Linked DNA regions of Homo sapiens: region 1 is linked to region 2. A link is an interaction called in ENCODE POLR2A ChIA-PET data of the cell type or tissue named here. Cell type or tissue: MCF 10A. All regions are shown on one strand. Each heading gives the region's core, and the rest is flanking DNA. Links, peaks and the distances in the headings are about the cores only. Region 1 holds the start of LOC124902578 (small nucleolar RNA U13). Region 2 has its middle 87 kb from the start of IPMK.

The links. Peaks named below come from ENCODE experiments on the same cell type or tissue, not always from the same donor. Only the 100,000 strongest peaks of a DNase experiment are listed, where the experiment ranks them.
Region 1: POLR2A ChIA-PET joins it to region 2 with 9 read pairs; 3 of 35 experiments call an interaction of 5 or more read pairs at or near these places.

The regions. Positions count from the first base shown.
Region 1 is chr10:58,232,716-58,240,715 of GRCh38, forward strand. IPMK (inositol polyphosphate multikinase) reads right to left here. Exons shown (of 6, transcript NM_152230.5): 2 at 5,014-5,099. It overlaps LOC124902578 (small nucleolar RNA U13), which reads right to left and starts at 6,045; the gene lies at 5,942-6,045. In MCF 10A, for the core only: no CTCF peak of the experiment used is centred there; a DNase peak (open chromatin) is centred at 4,936.
Region 2 is chr10:58,172,236-58,188,806 of GRCh38, forward strand. No RefSeq gene overlaps it. Among named protein-coding and RNA genes, the nearest start is that of IPMK, 87 kb to the right of the region's middle. In MCF 10A, for the core only: a CTCF peak has its summit at 5,293 (motif pointing right); no DNase peak of the experiment used is centred there.

The DNA of each region.
Region 1 (8,000 bases), core at 1-8,000, 57 kb after region 2:
CAAGAGAAAGCAGGAAAGATCTAAAATCGACACCCTAACGTCACAATTAAAAGAACTAGAGAAGCAAGAGCAAACACATTCAAAAGCTAGCAGAAGGCAAAAAATAACTAAGATTAGAGCAGAGCTGAAAGGGACAGACACAAAAAACCCTTCAAATAATCAATGAATCCAGGAGCTGGTTTTTTGAAAAGATCAACAAAACTGATAGACCACTAGCAAGATTAATAAAGAAGAGAGAAGAATCAAATAGATGCAATAAAAAATGATAAAGGGGATATCACAACTGATCCCACAGAAATACAAACTACCATCAGAGAATACGATAAACACCTCTATGCAAATAAACTAGAAAATCTAGAAATGGATAAATTCATGGACATATACACCCTGCTAAGACTAAACTAGGAAGACGTTGCACCTCTGAATAGACCAATAACAGGCTCTGAAATTGAGGCAATAATTAATAGCCTACCAACCAAAAAAAGTCCAGGACCAGATGGATTCACAGCCGAATTCTACCAGAAGTACAAAGAGGAGCTGGTACCATTCCTTCTAAAACTATTCCAATCAATAGAAAAAGAGGGAATCCTCCCTAACTCATTTTATGAGGCCAACATCATCCTGATACCAAAGCCTGGCAGAGACACAACAAAAAAAAGGGAATTTTAGACCAACGTCCCTGATGAATGTCGATGCAAAAATCCTCAATAAAATACTGGCAAACCAAATCCAGCAGCACATCAAAAAGCTTATCCACCATGATCAAGTTGGCTTCATCTCTGGGATGCAAAGCTGGTTTAACATACGCAAATCAATAAACGTAATCCGTCACATAAACAGAACCAACGACAAAAAACATGATTATCTCAAGAGATGAAGAAAAGGCCTTCAAGAAAATTCAACAGCCCTTCATTAAAAAAACTCAATAAACTAGATATTGATGGAATGTATCTCAAAATAATAAGAGCTATTTATGACAAGCCCACAGCCAATATCACACGGAATGGGCAAAAACTGGAAGCATTCCCTTTGAAAACTGGCACAAGACAAGGATGCCCTCTCTCACCACTCAATTCAACATAGTGTTGGGAGTTCTGGCCAGGGCAATCAGGCAGGAGAAAGAAGTGAAAGGCATTCAGTTAGGAAATGAGGAAGTCAAATTGTCCCTGTTTGTAGATGACATGATTGTATATTTAGAAAACCCCATCGTCTCAGCCCAAAATCTTAAGCTAATAAGCAACTTCAGCAAAGTCTCAGGATACAAAATCAATGTACAAAAATCACAAGCATTCCTATACACCATTAACAGACAAACAGAGAGCCAAATCATGAGTGAACTCCCATTCACAATTGCTACAAAGAGAATAAAATACCTAGGAATCCAACTTACAAGGGATGTGAAGGACCTCTTCAAGGAGAACTACAAACCACCGCTCAACAAAATAAAAGAGGACACAAACAAAGGGAAGAATATTCCATGCTCATGGACAGGAAGAATCAATATGTGAAAATGGCCATACTGCCCAAAGTAATTTACAGATTCAATGTCATCCTCATCAAGCTACAAATGACTTTCTTCACAGAATTGGAAAAAACTACTTTAAAGATCATATGGAACCAAAAAAGAGCCCCCATTGCTAAGACAATCCTAAGCAAAAAGAAAAAAACTGGGGCCATTATGCTACCTGACTTCAAACTATACTTCAAGGCTACAGTAACCAAAACAGCATGGTACTGGAACCAAAACAGAGATATAGACCAATGGAACAGAACAGAGTCCTCAGAAAGAACACCACACATCCACAACCATCTGATCTTTTGACAAACCTGACAAAAACAAGCAATGGGGAAAGGATTCCCTATTTAATAAATGGTGCTGGGAAAACTGGCTAGCCATATGGAGAAAGCTGAAACTGGATCCCTTCCTTACACCTTATACAAAAATTAATTCAAGATGGATTAAAAACTTAAATGTTAGACCTAAAACCATAAAAACCCTAGAAGAAAACCTAGGCAATACCATTCAGGATATAGGCATGGGCAAGGAATTCATGACTAAAACACCAAAAGCAATGACAACAAAAGCCAAAATAGACAAATGGGATCTAATTAAACTGAAGAGCTTCTGCATGGCAAAAGAAACTACCATCAGAGTGAACAGGCAACCTACAGGATGGGAGAAAATTTTTGCAATCTACCCATCTGACAAAGGGCTAATATCCGGAATCTACAACTAACTCAAATAAATTTACTAGAAAAAAACAAACAACCCCATCAAAAAGGGGGCAAAGGATATGAACAGACACTTCTCAAAAGAAGACATCTAGGCAGTCAACAGACACATGAAAAAATGCTCATCAGCACTGGTCATCAGAGCAATGCAAATCAAAACCACAATGAGATACCATCTCACACCAGTTAGAATGGCAATCATTAAAAAGTCAGGAAACAACAGATGCTGGAGAGGATGTGGAGAAATAGGAACACTTTTACACTGTTGGTGGGAGTGTAAATTAGTTCAACCATGTGGAAGACAGTGTGGCGATTCCTCAAGGATCTAGAACTAGAATTACCATTTGACCCAGCAATCCCATTACTGGATATATACCCAAAGGATTATAAATCATGCTACTATAAAGATACATGTAGACGTATGTTTACTGCAGCACTATTCACAATAGCAAAGACTTGGAACCAACCCAAATGTCCCTCAATGATAGACTGGATTAAGAAAATGTGGCCCATATACACCATGGAATACTATGCAGCCATAAAAAAGAATGAGTTCATGTCCTTTGCAGGGACATGGATGAAGCTGGAAACCATCATTCTCAGCAAACTATCACAAGGACAGAAAACCAAACACCACATGTTCTCACTAATAGGTGGGAATTGAACAAAGAGATCACTTGGACACAGGGGAACATCACGCACCGGGGCCTGTCAGGGGCTGCGGGGCTGGGGAGGGATAGCGTTATGAGAAATACCTAATGTAAATGACGAGTTGATGGGTGCAGCAAACCAACATGGCACATGTATACTTATGTATCAAACCTGCACGTTGTGCACATGTATCCTAGAACTTAAAGTGTAATAAAAAATTTAAAAAAAAAGAAAAAGAAAGAGAGAGACAACCAGTAGGCTGTTGTGACAAATTTATAGGTAAGTTCTATCAAGCCTTTAAGGAACAAAACTCTTAAAGAACTTCTTAAAGAACTTTTTTTTTTTTTTAGAGAGAGTCTCACCCTGTCCCCCCATGCTGGAGTACAGTGGTGCAATCTTGACTTACTGCAACCTCCACCTCCCGGGTTCAAATGATTTTCCTGCCTCAGTCTCCCAAGTAGCTGGGATTACAGATACGTGCCACCCACAGTGGGTTAATTCTTTTTTTTTTTGGTAGAGACGGGGTTTCACCATGTTGACCAGGCTGATCTTGAACTCCTGACCTCAAGGGATCCACCTGTCTTGGCCTCCCAAAGTACTGAGATTATAGGCATAAGCCACCATACCTAAAGAACAAAACTCTTATCTGATGCAAATTCTTTAACAAAATAGATACGAAAAGGCTCCTGGACACATTTATGAAGCTAAATGAAACATATCAAAAGCAGATAAAGATAATATGTGAAGAAAATAAGAGTTTAATTTCATTTGTGCACACAGCTGGAAAAGATCTTAAGCACTCCCAAGCAAAATCTCACAATGCATAGTATTAAAAAATTAAAAAGACTTAAGTAGGTTTTATTTCAGAAATGAAAGGTGATGATACAGAAATCTATTTCTGTATTTTACCATATTAACAGATTAAAGAAGGAAATTCATATGATCATTTCAACAGATACCAAAAAGGCAGCTGGAAACTATTCAATATTCACTCATGCATTAAATTGTTTCTGAAAACTAGAAGGGCCAGGTGTCGTGGCTCAAGCCCGTAATCACAGAACTTTGGGAGGCAGAGGCAGGAGGATCGCTTGAGCCCAGGAGTTCAAGACCAGCCTGGACAACTGGTGAAACCCTCTCTCTACAAAAAAAAAAACTGTTTTAAAATTAGCCAGGCTTGCTGGCCTGTGCCTGTAGTTCCAGCTACTGTGGGGAGGTTGGGTTGGGGTGGGGAGATGCTGAGGTAAGAGGATCACTTGAGCTTAAGTGTTTAAGACCAGCCTGGACAACAAAGTGAGACCCCATCTCTACAAAAAATGCAAAAATTAGCCGGGCTGCGTGGCACACGCCTGTAGTTTCAGCCACTTAGGAGGCACAGGCTGAGGTGGGAGAATAGCTTGAGCCTGGGAGGCAGAGGTTGCAATGAATCAACATCATGCCACTGCACTTCAGCCTGGGCAACAGAGCCAGACCCTATCTCAAAAAAGAAAAAATCAAACTAGAAAAGATGCTATGTATCGTCCCTTTCCCATTCCACCCTTCTCCACCCAAGAGGCTGACTTGAATCAACTGCATCAATGAGATCCCTTGCCCTCTTGCCCTTACAAGACACAAACAAGAGACTGGAGGGTATGAGAAGAGTTGAGATCAGTTATTTACTTTTCTAGCTCCCTCCTTAACAGGTCATGTCTTCTCATAAAAATTACCTTCCCTAGGCTCCAGGAACCATTCTCTCCACTTCAGGCCCAGGGATGGTATAACATTATAACATCTCTTGCAGGTTGCCATAAGCTCTAACCTTACCTTTGTAAATAGTCCCTTTATGAAACCAACAGAGCATACCATTTGTTTCTTGACAAAATGTTGCCTCACACAGAGGGTAATTTTAATTTCCTTAACCTGAGAAGAAGTATCTACCATAAACACAGAAGAAGAATCTAAGAACTGAAATAGAATAGAAAATACTAGACTGCATCACATACAGTAAAGATACGCACTGCTTTCCATGAAGCTTTTGTTTCCGTTACATACACACAGTGACTATGCTGTCAAATATGTGTCTTACTGTGAGTCACCACCAGAAAACTCTGAAAAACACTTTGAAGACAACAAAACAAATCTTACCTCACTTACCATATTATAGAATTCCAGCTCTCTTGGGCCCCTTGGAGGTGGTTGTAACTGTTTCAAAACTGTGCCATCTGGATGTTGCAGTATACCTATGGAACAAAAATCAGAAATTGTTTAATGCTTTAATAATAGTAAACCTTGCTTCATTAAATAGATTAGTTCCTGAAGTGACAGGTAAACTACTTCCATTAAACTTAAGGGTTTACTTTTACTTATTTCAGAAATTTTAACATTCAACCAACATGTTTCAGTACTTATTACAGCAAAGCACCAGAACACAAATTCCAAATGTCTTCATTTTAGTGTCTCCAACCACTACCTCTTTTGGCACCCTCGGGCTTTATAATACATAAAACATATGTGTCAATTTATATAGAAAGTCCTCAGTAATAGGCTTTCTGTAAGATGTTAACTTATAGTTATAAGAAGCAAGTTAAAAGCAATAGCACGAATTGACCCCACTTTTAAAACCAGAAAAGAACATATGTGTTAACAGTGGCCATATATGAATTTCCTACTTGGTAATTTTTTATAAGTCTCTCTTGTCTAAAAGCAACTAAAATATTTGCTGATTCAAATGCACTGTATACAACTGTATAGATAGTACCAGGGCATCTAGCCAATGGGTAAAGTTAGGGCTGAAATCAGGCAACAAGCCTAGAGCAGGAAAGGGCACCTTTTTATAATCTGTCCATTCAAAGAGGGAGACTTTTTATGAAGTCATCATATATATACCAACACTGGTCCTACCCCTATGCCATGAAGACTCATTCCAAATTTATACGTCAAAATCTTAAATTTTGATGTGTTGGGATTTTATAAAATCATGCTAGCTAGAATATGGCTCAAATAAACATATTTAGAATTTCAATTAAATATGCCACTTGAGTTTCCTTTTCTTTTTGGCAAGTGTTAGGAATTTTTTTCTTTCTATCAGATAGGTAATGTGCTAACACTGTAACAAGACTGGAGTGAGGCATATCTCACACATGAGCATGAAAATTCAATCATTGTGCTTATGAACTACAAAAGGATCTAGAATTTTTAATAATGGCAAAAATGCAGAATTCAGCCAACAGAAGCAGAAAGTCTCAAGAGATACAGAAATCAAGTTTGTTTTTTGTTTTTTTTTAATCTTAAGACTTAGATATAGGCCAGGCATGCTGGCTCACACCTGTAATTCCAGCACTTTGGTAGTCTGTGGCTGGAAGAGTTTGAGATGAGTCTGGGTAACATAGCAGACCCTGTTTCTACAAAACATTTAAAAAAGAAAATTAGCTGGGCATGGTGGCATGTGTCTATAGTCCCAGCTACTCAGGAGAATGAGGTGGGAAGATGGCTTGAGCCCAGGAGTTTGAGGCTGCAATTAGCTATGATCAGGCCACTGCACTTCAACCTGGGCGACAGAGCGAGAGCCCCTCTCTAAAAATATTTGTTCAAAATTTTAAAAAGGCCTAGATATAGAATAGAAGGTAGGTAAATATTAATCTTTCTGTATAAGACTGGTTGGTAAACAGTCAAAAGACTTCAAAGAGTAGTCCAATATAACTAAAAATTTCTGAAGAAGAATTCTGTTCCTGAAGGTTCAGATGGAGCACAAGAAAGGCCTTTATTCCCATGGTTATAACATTTTCTGTGGGGCTTAAAATGAGTAAAGAAGCTTTGATGAATAGAATTCCAGAGGAAAATAAAAATTGAACTTTCATAAGTAAGCAGAGAACCATGACAGCTTCCCTGCCTTGGGGCAAACACCTTGGTCTAGATACAGGTGATCTTCCCATTAGACAAATACATTTTATCAGGCAAGCAGTAATCAGCCAAGCGGTAGACAACAGCATGGGATAGCAGGATGGATTAGAGACTGTAATAATCCCAACACAAAAAGAGATTGCTTCGTCCAATATGTCTCCCATATTACTCACCCTGCAACATAACCCCTCACGTTTGAGAAGACAGAAGGTGGTAATCTCGGCATTCTCTAGGTGAGTGAATTCCAGGATCCAAATAAACCAACAGTAAACCAACAGTATCTGAGCCTGCAACCAAATCCCCACCCCCAGCTCAAAAACTGTCAAGATAAAAAAGGAGGCACCTTGGAATGCTGAGCCAATAACAGATACACTGAAACTGAGACTGCAGCCTAGCACTAGCTCAACTAAACTCAGTCCCTTACCCTAAACACAGGAAAGGGCATGTACTGCACGGGGGATCAAAACAAAACAAAAAATAGTACACATCACTTCCCACGGTTCTTTAAATAAAATGCCCTAGATTCAAGAAAAAATTATGACACATACTCAAAATATCAGGAAAACATAAAGCACAATCAAGAGAAAACATAATAGGAGATGACACACAGATGACCAAGTCATTGTAATTAGCAAGCAAGCATGTTAAAACAAAAAGTATAAATATGCTAAAGAAACAATAGAAAAAGATGAATGCAAATGCTAAACAGATTAGGTATTTCAGGAGATAAACTACAAAAAAAAACTCTAAAACTGAAAAGGCACAGTATCTGAAATAAAAAATTTAATTAATGGGATTTAATCAACAGATAAACAATCACAGAGGAACAGAGCAATGAACATTCACAAAGACCAATACAAAATATCTAAATTAAAGAAAATACAGAAAAGTATCTAAAAAGAAAAAAAAAATGTATAGAGCATTAGAAACCCATAAGGTAATACCAAGAGTTTTTAACAAATGTGTAGTTGGGGTCCCATAAAGAGAAAAGAGAATGGGCCAGAGAAAAAATTCTGGGCTTTCAAGTTTCCACCTAGGATATAGAAAGCTGGAAGAAGCATTGCTCCCACCTAAAAGCAAGAAAAAGCTAGATAATCTACAAAATCATAACTTTTCACGAAACCATCAAAGTGTTGAGATAATAACCAACAGACTTGAAATCTAAAGGAAGACATACACCACGAAAAAAAAAAAAAAAAGACAAATGAGAGCACTGACTCACCCATGGAGCGGAATGGGAA
Region 2 (16,571 bases), core at 3,220-11,219:
TAATTTTTTAATTCAGAAATATTTTAGCCTCCAGGCTTCCCGGCAGAATCTTGAAATGTTGTTGAACACTGAAAGAGTTAAGAGACCTGTTGACACTTATTACTGGAGTGAACAGAAATGAAATATCATTTTCTATTATACTGCTTGTCTCCTCTTCCCCATACCGTACAAGAAAATGTAGAAACAAAAGTAAAATCTGTTGAAAATTTACATTTGTTTGGAAAAAAAATGTATTAAAGAGGAGATTACAGGAATTGGCAATATCATCTTTTTACTGGAGGGCTACTGCCTGCCTGCCAGCATCAATGCCCAGTACCAGTCAAGCAACTTACCATATTTTAGGGATGGATCTAATTATAGCCAGCGGAAATTAGCTACTTTCAGATGGCACATTCACTTTCCTGTGTCCTGCATTTTATAATGTGCTTTTCCTGTCATTTGTCCCTTTGTCTAATTCAGAAGTCTTAGGAGACATTTAGCAGGAATGTAAGAGTCCTGAAGATACCAGACATGCAAAAAATGATAACAGGAACTATAATCACCAATTGTGGGCAATGATGATAAATTGTGTCCCACAAAAATTTATGTTCAACCAGCAACTCAAGTAAAAGAGGGCAAGATTGAGGAAGAAGCTGAAATACAGGTAGCTGTGCTCAGGAAACAAAAGCTAAAATTTTTAAAATTCAGTTTTTCTGTGAGCAAATACTTTTCTGCAAGAAAAGAAATGGGATAAAGGGCATACAGGTGCTTTGAAAAAAGAATTTCAGAATGATTTGGCACTTTAATCTATGTGACTGTATAATTTGATTTAAAAGCAAGCATTAAACAATTAAAAAGCTAAAATACAATTTATTTTCAAGCTCTAACTTCCAGTACCTGTAAACATGATCTTATTTTAAAACAGTCTCTTTGCAGATGTAATCAAATTAAGATGAGCTCATACTGGATGAGGGTGGGCCTTAAATTCAATAACTTGTGTCCTTATAAGGAAAGGAAAATTTAGAGACAAAGAGACACAGACATACATAGAGGGGGAAAGGCCAAATAAAGACAGAGGCAGAGATGGGAGTCAGACAGGTATAAACCAATGTATTAGTCAATTCTCATGCTGCTAATAAAGACATTCCCGAGACTGAGTACTTTATAAAGGAAAGAGGTTTAATTGACTCACAGTTCAGCATGGCTGGGAGGCCTCAGGAAACTAACAATGGCAGAAGGAGAAGCAAACACATCCTTCTTCACATTATGGCAGGAAGGAGAATGAGTGCCCAGTGAAGGGGAACTCCCATTATAAAACCATGAGATCTCATGAGAACTAACTCACTATCACGAGAACAGGATGGGGAAACCTGATTCAGTTATCTCCACCTGGTTCCTCCCAGGACACATGGGGATTATGGGAACTGCAATTCAAGATGAGATTTGGGCGGGAACACAGCCAAACCATATCAACCAAAGAACACCAAGGAATGCTGGGAGTTACCAGAAGCTAGGAAGAGGCAAAGGAAGGAGTCTTTGAGTCTCTGAAAGCTCAAGGAGGCTTCAAAGTGTACATGGCCCTGCCAGCACCTTGATTTAGAGCTTCTAGCCTCCAGAACTATGAGAAAATAAATTTCTACTGTTTTAAGCCACTCAGTTTGTAGTAATTTGGTTCAGCAGTCCTAGGAAATGAACATAGGTGGAAATGATATTTCTGGCTCAAAATTTTCCACTACGTCATCAGGAGTTAGTTGCAGACACTCGACCCTCAGGGATAGGAAAAATCTGGCACTGGTTATTTGACTTAAAGGTAGTAAGAACTATGTTAATGCTCAGAAACTAGACTTTAGCAGCCCATAGCATGCTGTGGTGAATTATCTAATTAAATGAATTCCTATGGTCACCTGGAATAAACTGACCTTTAAAAGAGATTTAGGGAAGCTGAGCTATTCTCCGACCTTAGACTAGTATGAAAAACTGAAGGAATTCAATATTGCGGAGTAGCAACTTCTAACAAAACCAGAAAGTTAAACAGACAAAAGCTCAAATGCTTAAATTCTCTGAACCATGATGAACTAAAGGCTTTCTATTATTATTTAGCACTAAAGCTAAGATAATTGGAGATTGAATTTCTTCCAAGGTCTGAGGTCACAGTTTCATGATTTCTTACATGACAGTTATAGCATTGGTCACAAAGGAGTGGGACAGAATTTAGAAGATTTGGACTACACCAAGACTCCAACTCCCTATGAACCTCCTCAGACAAATGGATCAGCCCTCTCTACCCTGTCCTGGTGAGGCTGTGCTACCTTCTTAAAGACACTGTCTCTCTCTTACCTGAGTAAATCGCTTTTCCAGAGGAAGCCACTTCTCAATTCTCATCTTCAGTCTTGCCCCCCACCCCCACCACTCCTCACAGTATTTAGATATTAACCATAGGAAGATACAGTATATGCTAGTAGACTAAACCCAAGAAGAAAATTCCTTGCAGGGTGTTACTTAAATTTTAGGAAGGATACCATACCATGGTGGTTAAAACACTGGAATCCAATGGCCTGAATTCAAATTCCCCCTGTGACACTTACTGTGTGACCTTTGTCAAGGTTTTTTTTACATATTTTTGCCTTAATTTCCTCATCTGTAAAATTCAAATAATAACAGTTTTATCCCTTAGGGTTTTTGTAATAATTAAAATGAATCTATATATATAACATGCTTAGAACAGCTGGCATACACTAAGCGCTACGTAAGTCGTGGCTATTCGTGCACATTAAACTCTAGAATACAATGCACTCAGGCTCCACCCAGCAATCATCCCTTAGTGTAGTTAGACTCTGGCCTTTTCTGCTATGGAGGCTCCATGCTGCAGTGTTCCACACCTCTGGATAACTGCCATTCTCAGCACAGTCAATCTGCACATCTTCTATGCTGAGCAGGTGCACACCGCCAAGGAAACAAAGACAATAACAAAGCCATATGTGCTAATACCAGATTCAACTTACTTAATCTGCAACATGAAAAAGTAGAATTATATAGTAACATCAAAACAGTGAGGCCCAGGATACAGCCGCTTCTTTTTATAAAACTACCATTTATTGAGGGCCTTCAGTTACAGAAACTGTGTGCTTCCCACTTTACAAGATATCGTGGATTGATGTCCGCTCAAATGTTTATGTCCCCTCATATTTCACATGTTGAACCCTAACCTCTAGTGTGATGCTATTTGGAAATAGCGTCTTTGGGAGCTAATTAGGGGCCCTCGTGATAATGGAATTTGTGTCCTTATAGAAAGAGACCAGAGAGTTTGCTCTATAAAGCTTTCTTCACCATTCTCCCTCACCCTTATGCGAGGACACAGGGAGTAGGTGGCGGTCATGTGCAAGCCAGGAAAAGAGCCCTCACCAGAATTCAACTATGCTGGCAACCTTACCTTGGACTTCCAGCCCCCAGAACTGTGAGAAAATAAATTTATATTGTTTAAGCCACCTAGACTACAATGCTTTTTATGGCAGCCCAAGCTAAGACATGGACATTTTCCTTTGTCCTCACAAGAGTGCAGGAGACCCAGTCCTTGCCCTCAGTGAACTTTCAGTTTACTGATTAGGTACTGATACCAAGGTGATTAGGCACAGAGATAGGGAAGTACACCAAGGATAGCTTGAGGAAAGGAATATATAAAGTACCCCCTCAGCACACACCTACAATTCTCTGCCAAATACAAGGGGGTTGTTTCTTGCTTGATGACAGCAACCAATGCACTTTGAAAACAATGTCAAGCAGGTTTCTTCCCACCCCTTTCCTAGCAAGTTCTTAGGAATTATGCTTCTCTCTCTCTTCCTCCTCCTCCTTCTCCTCCTCCTCCATAATTTCCTCCACTTTTGCCCTTGCCTGCTTCAAAATTCTTGGAAGAGGTTGGACCAGCATTCACCAGTATCCTGAGGTTTCAAAGCAATCATGTCCTAGTATGGTGGTTTCAGAACCAAGGACAGCACTGTGTCTATCTCTCCCAAAGTTCTGTAATCCACACCTATGGGAGTGGTGTGATTAGATTTCCCCCAAAGTCACAGTTAAGACAGATCTTTCATATGCCATCCTAAGAAAATAATATTAATGTAAAGTAATAGTAGTAATGCCTAATGTTTATTGAGTGTTTAATATATGCTATATGTTTATCATTTCATTTAATTCTCATAACAACCCTATAAAGTAGATTTTTTTATTATCCCCATTTGACAGTTGAGAAACAAACTCAGGAGGACATCAAGTGGTTTGCTCAAGGTCACGTGGATAGTAAGAATCAGAACCAGAAGTGGAATCCAAATTAGGCATTTACTACTATTATTCTATTTGACATGACTTCTTATATAACTGTACTTGCTGAAATTATTCTTTCTCTGAATAGTTTTTCCATCATAAAGCACTGTTTTCCAGGAACACTATCAGAATTATGTGCATTTCACCATATGAACCTTACACAATATGACTTCATTACTCATGGGACATTGAGCTTCCATGAAGCCAGATAACATTAGCAGAGACTCCTGCAAGGAATTACATGGCGAGGCTGAGAGAAGACATTCCCAATTAATCATTGCCTTCCACCTTAACCATTGAACTACCAGCCCCAAGAACTGTGAGAAAGTGAATTTGTATTGTTTAAGCCACCCAGTCTATATAACACTTAATTATGGCAGCTCAAGCTAACCATAAGACATAGACATTTTCCTTTGTCCTCAGCCTGTGAGTGATGGAGAGTTACTGTCACCAATAGGAAGGAAACGAGAAGGGCAAATAATATTCATGGAAAATTGCTGTTTTGCAAGGACCTTGGTAGGCATTTTTGCAATATTTTAAAATTTTATATTGAATTTCTAAATACAACTTATTATAGTTTTTTTCAATTATATATACACACTCCAGCGAAAAAATAAAACCAAAAGGAAAACCTCACTTATTTTCCAGTACTCAGAGATAACTATTCTTTCTGTTTTGTGTATTTCTCCACAGTCTTTACTTTCTACAATTATTTTCAGCAAGTAGGGGAGTGAGTAGACCATCCAATGATAAACTAAGTATTTATCTGCTAAACATACTGGGACTCCAAGTAAACTCTCATTTGAAGAAAGGATATCATTTGTTTTTAAAACTAAAGTTTTTAAAATTTATCTAGTAAATATTTTGGATAAGCTTGTGGATATTTTGAAGTTAACTTTCGATTATAAACCAGAAATATTAGTAGCTAATTTGTAATCCCATGGAAGAGAAATGTCTGAGTATTGGATTTCAAAAATTCCAAAATCAACTCGCTATCTACTTATACACCACTAGGTGGTACTAGGTGATTTTTCTTTTCTCTTTAAGTCAGATAATTGTGTGTGTTTTCTGCTCTTAACACTCCTTAAAAGGTGAAATTGAAGGAAATTTGGGAAGTGCTAGAAAAGTTCTAAAATTGGATTGTGGTGATGGCTTCTAAATTTAAATCACAAATTTACTAATATGTCTTGAATGACATTTCAGTGAAGCTGTAAAAATTTTAAAAAAAGCTAAAACTTTTTCATATGTGGTTTATCTTGAGAATCCATATGCTTTTTCTGTATATTTAAAAGAAAGCAAGAAATCTGCTTAGCGACAAGTTGAAAATTTTTAATTCATTTATATAATCTGGACATGCTTCCACCATTGTACTTTTACTTCTTTAATTTGCATACTTTCAGAATTGTCTTACATCAGAAAATTGCCTAATATTGCAGGTACCTAATTAACCAATATAATTAAGTATTTATTTAAAACCTTTTTATATAGTACTCTCAAACAGAAACAATTTGATTTTTGGTATTGCCTTTCAATAGCTTCTTCACCACGCAGAGTATCTCTATGAAATGCAAGAGTCCATAAACCCACATCTTTAACTTTTAACTTGGATGGTATTTTCAGCATTTAATTTGATTAAAGACGGGGTTTTTTTCCACAGTGATATACATGGCACAACATATTATCACTAACACAGGTATCCCTTGTTAAGGAAATTACAGAATTGGGAAGTAAGCAAATCTAGTGCCGTAGTTAAATCCCTTGGCCTCTTAGATCTGCATTGAACTCATTCTAAGCTCTGTGAGCTTGGGCAGTGTTCAGGAGTTGGAAGCTGTTTAACCTCCCCAGGCCTTTTCCTCATCTGTAAATTTGGAATAAAACTTTCTCATAGAGATTGTATGAGGATTAGATAGGTTTGACATCAGTAACATAGAGGAAGAAAAATGTTACTGAAACTGTGCTTGCCAAAAGTGGCTATCATAATTCATTTTTGTAAAATTAAACCTCTGTTCTTTACAGACATTGTTGAGAAACAGGGGAACACAACTGAGACTGGAAGGCTTTGCCAGTGATGTTAAGCTTAAGATCTGAAGTAGGTAGATGGCTTGTTGTTTTTAATAAAGACATTAAGGACTCGGATATAGTAACTGTTAAAAATTCCAGGAGGGAGAGATGTAGGCACTAAAGGGTAGTTTAAGACACAGATGTTTAACATTCTATTTCAATTTGTTTGTGTTATTGCAATGCAACCAAGTTTATCATTCCCAAGCCTTCCTTTAATCCTGCTGCACAAACAAAGTCTCTGTGTGATTAGTGTGAGAGGAAATCAAAGAAAAGGAGCTGAGTCCCACCCTGGCTTGTTATGGAGCAGAAAAAGCAGCTGCAGAATTAAACAAGATCAAGGGCTGTTGTCCAGGCAGTGATGTGATCATAGCTCGCTGTAACCTCCAACTCCTGGGCTTAAGTGATCCTCCCATCTCAGCCTCACAAGTATTTGGGACTATAGGCCTGAGTCATCATGCCTGGCTGGTTTTTAAAAATTTTTTATAGAGACAGGGTTTTGCTTTGCTGCCCAGGCTTGCCTCAAACTCTTGGCCTCAAGTCATTCTCCCACCTCAGCCTCCCAAAGTGCTAGGATTACAGGAGTGAGCCACTGCACCAGGCCTCAAATTTTTTTTAAGATGTGAGATAGAAGGTTGTAATCAAATGTGCATGTTTGTGTGGGGGAGGGGTGGGGGAGATGTCTTAATGTATACAGAGTTGAGCCTCACTATTTATGGATTTCATATTTGCAAATTCACCTACTTGCTAAAATTTATTTGCAGCCCCAACACAAATACTAAAAACAACAATAAATATTGACAGCATTTTATCAGTCATTTGCAGACACATACAGAACAGACACACACACACACAAAATGAGTCACCGGAGGCACGCTTTCCTAGCTGCAATCAAACAAGGTAATGTTCTGCCTTCTTGTTTCAGCTCACATAAACAAGTATCCTTTTCACAGTCTATTTACTGCCATGATTTTGCATTTTGGTACTTTTATTATTTTTATTTACTTTTTTGGTGATATTGCTGTTTAAAATGGCCCTACCAAGAGTAGTGCTGAGGTGTTGCCTAGTGTTCCTAAGTGTAGAAGGCTGTAATATGCGTGAGGAAGAAAATACACATGAAGATAAGCTTCATTCAGGCATGAGTTACAGTGCTGTTGGCTGGGTGTTCAGTGTGAATCAATCAAAAGTATATATTAACCAAGCCATCTTTAAACAGCAACACATATTAATATACTGCAATACAATTCTGATGCTAACCATCCAGTTAGCATTCAGACTCCGCAAGTTAAAGAACACAGTCCCCGCAAAGACTGCTCTTATTTCAGATGCCAATTCAGGGGTGTCCAGGCCTCCCATACTTCTGACCAACTGGTTACAAATCTGGGGGTTTCAAGGACCCCCTCAGGTTCAATAATTCACTAAAATGACTCACAGAACTCAGGAGAGTGCTACACTTATAATTACAGTATATTATAAAGGATACAAACCAGGATGAATTAAGTGAAAAGACACAAAGGGTGAGGTCTGGAAGGGCGCCCAAACATACAGCTTCCTTGCCTGCTAAAAAAGCTTCTATTCAAAAGAAAGAGAGTAGCTGTCGAAAAGCAGGGAGAACAGAACTACCTGAGAGCACAGCCAACTAGAGCCATTTATGCTCCAACACCCTTGGAACCCTCAAAAGCCCCTGCAGCTAGTGGGGAACAGGATCACAAATATTTATCCTCTAAAATTTAAAGTCACCAAAAAGACATTACCCTTCCTTCCTTCCTTCCTTCCTTCCTTCCTCCCTCTCTCTCTCTTCCTTCCTTTCTTCCTTCCTTTTTCTTTCTTTCTTTCTTCTTTCTCTTTCTTTCTTCCTTTCTTTTTTTCTCTCTCTCTCTTTCTTTCTTTCTTTCTTCTTTCCTTCTACATATAAGGAGCACCTACTCTGTCCCAAGCAGTGTTCTAGATGCTGCAGAAGCAACCAGGAACAAAAATGACAAAGCTTTTGCTCTCCTGGAGCTTCCCTTCTACAGGGGGAGAATATGGTGTGGGGGCGTGGGTTGGGACAGGGGATGAGAGAGACAGACAATAAATAAATAAGAAAAACATAATATATGTCAGATAATAATAAGTGCTGTGAAGAAACATTTGACAGTGCAAAATGCCTGAGTCATGAGGCACCGGCTGTTCTTACCCAGCAAAAAGCCTTCTAGGGCAATGATACAGGCACGGGGAACTGGAAAGCGTTGGGGAGAAGTCTATGAAGATGTGAGAGTTGAAAGTTCCAGGTAAAGGCAAGTGCAAATTCCAGGCGTAGCAGGAAGAACTGCACGAAGGGCAGTGCCAGCTTAGCCAGAGGGCTAAATATGATAGGAATGGAAGGAAATGAGATCAGAGAGGCAGCCACAGTTTCGAGAATATAAGGCTCTGGAAATCACCATAAGTATTTTGGATTTTATTCAAGTGAGATGGGACACTATTGGAGGATCTTGAGTGGGAGAGTGAAATGATTTGACTCGGATTTTAACACCCTCATTCTCACTGCTAGTGGAGAAAGAGGATAGGGTGACAAAAGGGGAAGCATGCAAGTATCTAGAAGGCCACTGGGCAACCCTGGAAAGAGATCATGGGGACTTGGACCAGGGTATTAGCACTGGAGGTGGTGAGAGGGAGTCGGACTCTGGGTGTATTTTTGAAGGTAGAACCAACAAACCTTACTAATAGAATGGATTTGGAAGAAAGAGTCAAAGATGACTCTTTTTTTTGTTTTGTTGCAGAGACAGCTGGAAAGATGGCGTTGACTCCAAAGATGGAGCTAAGGATCACCAGAAAGGAATCTGTATTTTTCTAAGACTTTTTGGTATATTTACTGCTCTCAGGTAGTAGCTAAATTACACTGTGACTATTTCTAATTACTTTGGCTGCTAAATGGCTAATGGCTTAATTCATATAAAGTACAGTGCTGGGACTAAGCTACTGTACTATGAATACTAGCTACTGTTACTACACTTTAGATCACAATTTAACTTCTAGTTACTATACCTTAGATCACAGTTTAACTTCAGTAAAATATCCGGAATAACCAGACCAAAAATTAGGATAGTTCATGAGAAAGTAACCCAATGTTTTCCGACTTGGTGACTTATCATCCATCTAAGTAAATGAAGGGTGTTCAAGTGCGTGAATACTCAGAAGAAACTAAATTTGAATACATGGATCTCTGATTTGTTCTTTTGGAATACAAGTTTAAGAGCTAGAGATTAAAATGATTAGTGGTCTGCTAAGAGATGTTGCTGGGGGAAGGACATTTAACCTTTATAAACCAGAAAATGTATTTATCTTTCAGTCATATTGTGTTCTGCTCTGTGCTTTACTGCTTAATTTTCATGAAAACAAAGTGAATGTATGTCTTAGAACAAGGACAGTTGGCAGAGCATGTGCAGGCCCTACATTGCCTATTGCTTATTTTCATAACTCTATTTAATTATAATTTACATATAACAAAATGCAACCGTTCATAAGTTTCTCAAGTCTTGACAAATAGATAACATTTGTATAACCACTGTCACAATCGTGGTAAACAATGTTGCCATCAGTGCTTTCCCAGAACCCCTCGTCTCTTCTGGAGACCACCTCTTCTATTTATCGTTAAAGATTGTTAACTCCAAGTCCCCAGTCTCTGTCCAGCCAGGGGAAACGAACCCTATGAGTTCAGTGGTTTTTCTCCTTTCGGGGAGAAGGAGGGAATTCCACCTCACAGTGACACTACCTGGTATAGTGGGAAAGAGAGGGTGGTATTAGTGACATATTTGCTGAATTTTATCTAATTCAGTCATCCTTTGGTATCTGTAGAGGATTGGTTCCAGATGGATTCCAAAATCTGTGGAGGCTCAAGTCTATGATATAAAATGGTGTGGCATTTGCATACAACCTACCCATATCTTACTGTATGCTTTAAATCATCTCTAGATTATGTATTAAATATAATACAATGCAAAACTATATAAATAGTTGTTATACTGTATTTTAAAATTTGTATTATTTCTAATTGTTGTATTGTTATTTTTGTTGGAGATTTTTCCTGAATATTTTCCATCTCTGATTGGTTGGATCTGCAAATAAGTAACCTGCAGATACATAAAGCCAACTGTATTCTTTTCCCCAAGTGCTACTAGATAAAAGTATGTCTGTCTGTCTGTCTGTCTGTCTGTCTTTGGGTGGGACTTTTCTAACTTCATACTGATGCAAATGAACAAATTGTGTACCTAAAGTGTGGCGAAATGATAGGTATAAGGAGAGAAAGACAAGTGCCCACCAGCCCTGGCCCCAAATCTTAGCTTTAACACCAACTAACTGCATGACATTAGACATGGGCCTCAGTTCCCTCATCTGTAAAATGGACAATAGTGGCTTCACGTACTGATTGGATCAGTTTGTGTTCTGGAGGGTAAGACAGGGCCTGCTTCTGCTGCAACACTCGCCATCACTGCTTCACAGGCCCGGCCCACAGGAAGGAGCTTATCCAGGCTGTGGAGCCCACAGTGTATCTCTAAGTGTCTTCTAAATCTCTTGGCCTCACCTCAACTTTGATTCCCTCGGAAAGATTCTTTTCAAAGACCCTGTTTCTTGTGATATTCTTTGTGGCACACTCCTTCGTGGCCCATTTTCATGGAATGAACACAATGAAGACAGGAAAGGAATCAAGAGTAGAAAAGGCTGAAAATGCCTGAAATAATCAATTTGCAAATTTTTATGTAGAAGAAGCTCATTTCTTCATTAAGAAAGACATTTACAGATATGAAAATACAACCTAAATTTTCTATTTTTGTTCATTTACTATTTAAGGTCTTTTTAAAAATAATGCCACTGTTTTATGAGAACGCATGGGATGATTTATTACACAAGGTCAAAGTATTTTCACCAGAGGAGAGGCCACTGAACTGCAGAAACTCTACTTGAACTTTTCTCACAATGTAATTAATACCCACTCCTAGTTTAGAAAAAATAACTAGCATGCTTTAGTGTGTTCCTAATAATGAAATACACCTAACTTGTGGCTGGAGCTTGACTCCTTTGAATTGTGGTGTGGTGCGTTTGGGTTTGTACCCAAGTTCCTGATAGTGTAGACAGAGCTGTTAAACCATTTGAGGCCCAAGCTCCTGATAGTGTAGACAGAGCTGTTAAACCATTTGAGGCCCAAGCTCTCTCATCTAGGCAATGGTGACTGTAGTGAAAATAAATTGTAGCCTAAAAATGTTTTACACACACACACAAAAAGCACTGCAAGATGAAGCTATGTGATTTTAAAATGTAAGAAGTGTAATTTCATTTGTTCATTCAATACATATGTACTAAGAATCTCAAATCATAAAAATTCATTACTTACCCATGATGTAAAAATCTTTGTGACTTTGGGTTAAGTAAATATTTCTTAGAGCCAATATCAAATGTACCATACATAATAAAGAAAAAAAAATTGATGAATTAACCTCTGCAAATTTAAAAATTTCTGCTTTTCAAAAAGAATGTCTTCTCAGTAATGAGAATGAAAGACAGTTCACAGACTGGGAGAAAATACTTGCAAATCATATCTAATAAACAACTTGTATCCAGGATGTATCATGAACTCCCAATGTGCAATAATGATACGGGCGGGAAAGTGTATAAGAAAGAGATGGTTAAAAAGTTAAACAGATACTTCCGCAACGAAGATGTACAGATGGTAAATAAACACATAAAATGACATCATTAGCCATTAGTGACATGCAAATTAAAACCACAATGAGATACTACTATACATCTATTAGAATGCCTCAAATTGAAAAAAAAAAAACTGACCATACCAGTGTTGGTGAGGATGTGGAGCAACCAGAATGGTAAAAATGTGAAATAGTGAAATCGCTATGGAAAATATTTCAGCAATTTCTTAAGACGTTAAACCACTAAATGACCCAGCCAGTGTACTTCTACGTATTTATCCAAGAAAAAGCAAAGCATATGTTCATACAAAGATTTGTACACAAAAGTTTGTAGTAGCTTTATTATGATAATAGCCAAACACCAGAAATAATCTAAATTTCTATCAACAGGTCAACAGACAAGAAAATTGTGCTCTCTCTCTCTCTCTATATATATATATATATGAATACTATTTAGTAATTAAAAAGAAATGAACTATTGATACATGAAACTATGAGAATAAATTTTAAAACAATTATTCTGAGAGCAAGAAGCCATACCAAGTAAATCAATAAATCAAAAGTATAGAAATAACAAAAATTCAAATCATTGTATGTACTTGAAAGCAGGTAAGTATTTGCTTGGGAATGGAGACAGGAAGGAGGGATGATGAGGAGGGCCTGCAAGCAGGATTACCAATGGGCATAAGGAAATTTTTACAATTGATCAATATGTTCATTTTCCTGATGGTTTCAAGGGTATATGCATATATCAAAATTATCAGATCGTACATTTTATATATGTGCAATTTATTGTGTATTATGTAATAAAGCTGTTAAAAAACAAATTGATCATATTTGCTTGTGTCTACTTCTGAACTTTCTTTTCTGTTCCATTTATCTATGTACCTATCTCCCAATACCACAGTGTCTTTGTTTTTGGTAGCTTTAGAGTGAATCTTGGAATGTGGTAGTATGAATTCTACAACTTCATTTTTTTTTTTTTTTAGACAGAGTCTCCCTCTGTCACCCAGGCTGCAGTGCAGTGCCGTGATCTCAGCTCACTGCAACCTCTGCCTCCTGGCTTCAAGCGATTTTCCTGCCTCAGCCTCATGAGTAGCTGAGACCACAGGCATGCACCACTATGCCCAGCTAATTTTTGTATTTTTAGTAAAGACAGGGTTTCACCATATTGGCCAGGATGGTCTTGAACTCCCGACGTCAGGTGATCTGCCCTCCTTGGCCTCCCAAAGTGCTGAGATTACAGGCGTGAGCCACCACACCTGGCCATACAACTTCATTCTTTTTCAAAATAGTTTTGGTTGTTTTATTCCCTTTGCCTTTCCATACATATTTTAGAGTATAGATTTTTTTTAAAGGGAAAAATATTCTGCTAGGATTCAAATCAGGATTGTTTCAAATCTATAGATCATTTTGGTAATAATTGACATCTTAAAAACTGAGTCTTTCAATCCATAACTATGCCATATCTTTAATTTATTTAGGTCTTCCTTGATTTTTTATCAGTGTTTCATGTATTGATTTTTAAAAATCATATGTGTGAAAAGATTATATTACTTATAAGTTTCAGTTCAGGATAGCAAATATGGTTTTATAAAGTAGTCATTATTGGAACCTATTAAGTCTAATAGATTTGAGAACCTGACCTAAAGAAGTGCTACATAAAAGAGAAGACTGACTTTCAGAATACACCAAGACTCAAGGGTTGGTGAAAAGAGAATGATTCAATGAAAGGTGCTGAGAAGATAAGAGGTGGGAGAAAAATATGGAGAATGAAAGTCAATAAGGCCAAATGAAGAAAGAGAACATTTATAAAGGAGAGTACATTCAACTGTCTCCAATGCTATTACATCACATAAAATGAGGAGAATTGAACTTCAGGTTTAATAATATAGAAGTTGTTCTTGTCAAGAACTATTTCAATTTATGGGGGTGTCAGGGCTGGGGTGGTGAGAAAGCCTGATTGGAGTGAGTTAACAGAGAAAAAAAGGAGAATTGGAAATAAGTTGAGGCATTTTGATGAAAAGGGAGAAAAGAAATAGGGTGGTAGGTGTAGGAGCAAAGGAAAAGTCAATAATAGATGCTTAAGGGGGGAATATCATAGGTGTGGAAAATCTTACATGTATACTAACAGGAATGCCACAGCAGAGAGAGAAACATTCCAGTTGCAGGAGAAAGGAGTGAGCATCGCCGTAGTAATGTTTTGCTGTTGTTTTTGAGACAGGGTCTCATTCAGTTGCCCAGGCTGAAGTGCAGTGGCACCATTGCTACTCACTGCATCCTCCACCTCATGGGCTCAAGTGATCCTCCCACCTCAGCCTTCTGAGTAGCTGGGACTACCAGCACATACTACCACAAATGGCTTTTTCTTTGTTTGTTGCTGTTTTAGAGGCAGGATCCCACTATGTTGCCCAGGCTGGTCTCGAACTCCTGGGCTCAAGAGATCCTCCCTCCTTGACCTCACAAAGTGCTAGGATTACAGGCATGAGCCACTACACCTGGCCCAGTGATGTTTTTTAATATGTGTGAGAGTTTTGGATCTAAGGGCAACAGGAGAAGAGAACTTCGCATAGAAAATGGCAGTGTTCATCCATTATAACAGCAAAGAAGAAAAAAATATGGATCTAGAAGGAGGTGGATATGTAGGTTTGAAGGTGAGATGATGTGCTAACATTTTGATTACTACCATTTTGTTAGTGAAAAAGTAAAAACACGGACTAAGGGAGGCTGAGGGAGGAGGCATGGTGAAACATCCCTCTGGAAGGATGGTGCGGTAATTGGCTTTGAAGGTGTAGTAAGATTGCCTTGACAGTAGTGAAGGCAATCTTCAAATCACTTGGAGTTTGAAGTAATAAATTTCAAGAGACACCATGAAGATGGCTGTGTTTTTCTCCAACCATTTTCATCTAGCTCTTTTTATTAAAATAATTTCAACTTTTATTTTAGATTCAGGACATACTGTTGCAGGTTTGTTACCTGGGTATATTATACTGGGTGATGCTGAGGTTTAGGGTATGATTGATTCCATCACTCAGGTACTAAGCACAGTACCCAACAGTTCTTCATCCCTTGACCCACCCCACCCCCAGTAGTTCCCAGTGTCTGTTGTTGCCATCTTTATGTCCATCAGTATCCTTTGTTTAGATCCCCCTTTTAAGTAAGAACATGCCAACTCTTTTCATCTCTAAGGTACAGGTACTGAATTGGTAGAAAATAAGGAAAACCAGGGTTTGAGTTTTCCAGGGAAATACAATGAAAGGTATAGGGCTAGAAACTCTGTGGCGTTGTGTATGGGAGTGACTATAATGAAGGACTTTTGAATCCAAGTTGTATAAGGCTTAAAGTAAGAACAGGAAGATGATGGACAATGCAAAGGTTAGAACCAACGCACTGGATCCTTGTGGGTGAAAATAGTAGAAAGAGGAAGTTGAAAGTATAGGAGGAGATAGAGTAGGATATTAATCAGTAATGTCTAGGGTGCCCATGAGAATGAGTGGCTGAAGTTGGGGTAGAAAATAAAATCACTGGAAGTGAGGAGGTCAGGGACTGAGAGGTCAAGGTATTGGAAAAATCACCTATGGGTACAAAAAATCATCAAGAGTAACTTCAGAAACTGGAATGTGGAGTATGAATGTGAGCCAGGTACTGTGTCTGACATCATTGGAGGGGCTATGGATAGATGACTGAAATAAGGAGGGAGAGCAGGTACTTCAGAGGAATTTGCCTTGTTTTGTTAAAGGAAGGAGTAGGAATAATGATGATTCTGAAAGTGGCTACAGAACATCTACCACCTCCTGGCCTGACCTTATTTAAATATGGTGAAAAAATAGCCACTGTTTACCTTAAATATCTCCTTCTGAAAATATAGGGAACTGTGCAATATCTTTTGGAAGGATTATTATAAACAGTTTGAGAACACCATAATACTTGAAGAAATACACTTCAGTTATTTGCAGATTTGTTATGTGGAAGCTTCTAATATGTTATCTGCTATTTATGGCTTCATCTCAAATGGGTAATATCATATTTCAAAAACTCAGATCCTTGAGCACTTTTTTGAAAGCAAGGTCTCTACAAAAGCTATATGGAAAAAAGTAAAAATTAGCCTGGAAAAGCTACATAGCACATATTTGTGTAGTAACTGAGCACAGGTCTGATTAATCCTCCTACTTAAGATTAGGCAAATTTACTTAGAGCTAGAAACTAGAAATTAGGGATAAACACACTGACATGTTTGGATAAGGCCAGAGTGCTAGATGTTGCCATTTTTCAAAGAAGATTTACTAATTTTATTATCCCCAAGAAACATATTCAAAACCAATTATTACATATGCAAATGTACATATTATTACCAATAATAACAGGGTAAAAACTTAATAGTATCCCCTCTGGGGAAAAAATGAATGGGAAGTTCATGGGAAAGGGACATTATAAATAGGCATTCCTCCTAAGACTTTTCACCCTCTTTGGTACATTATAAAGAAAAAAAATAGCAGGGAGAAAATGACAACGAATTAATGTGAAATTCTGATTTAGGAT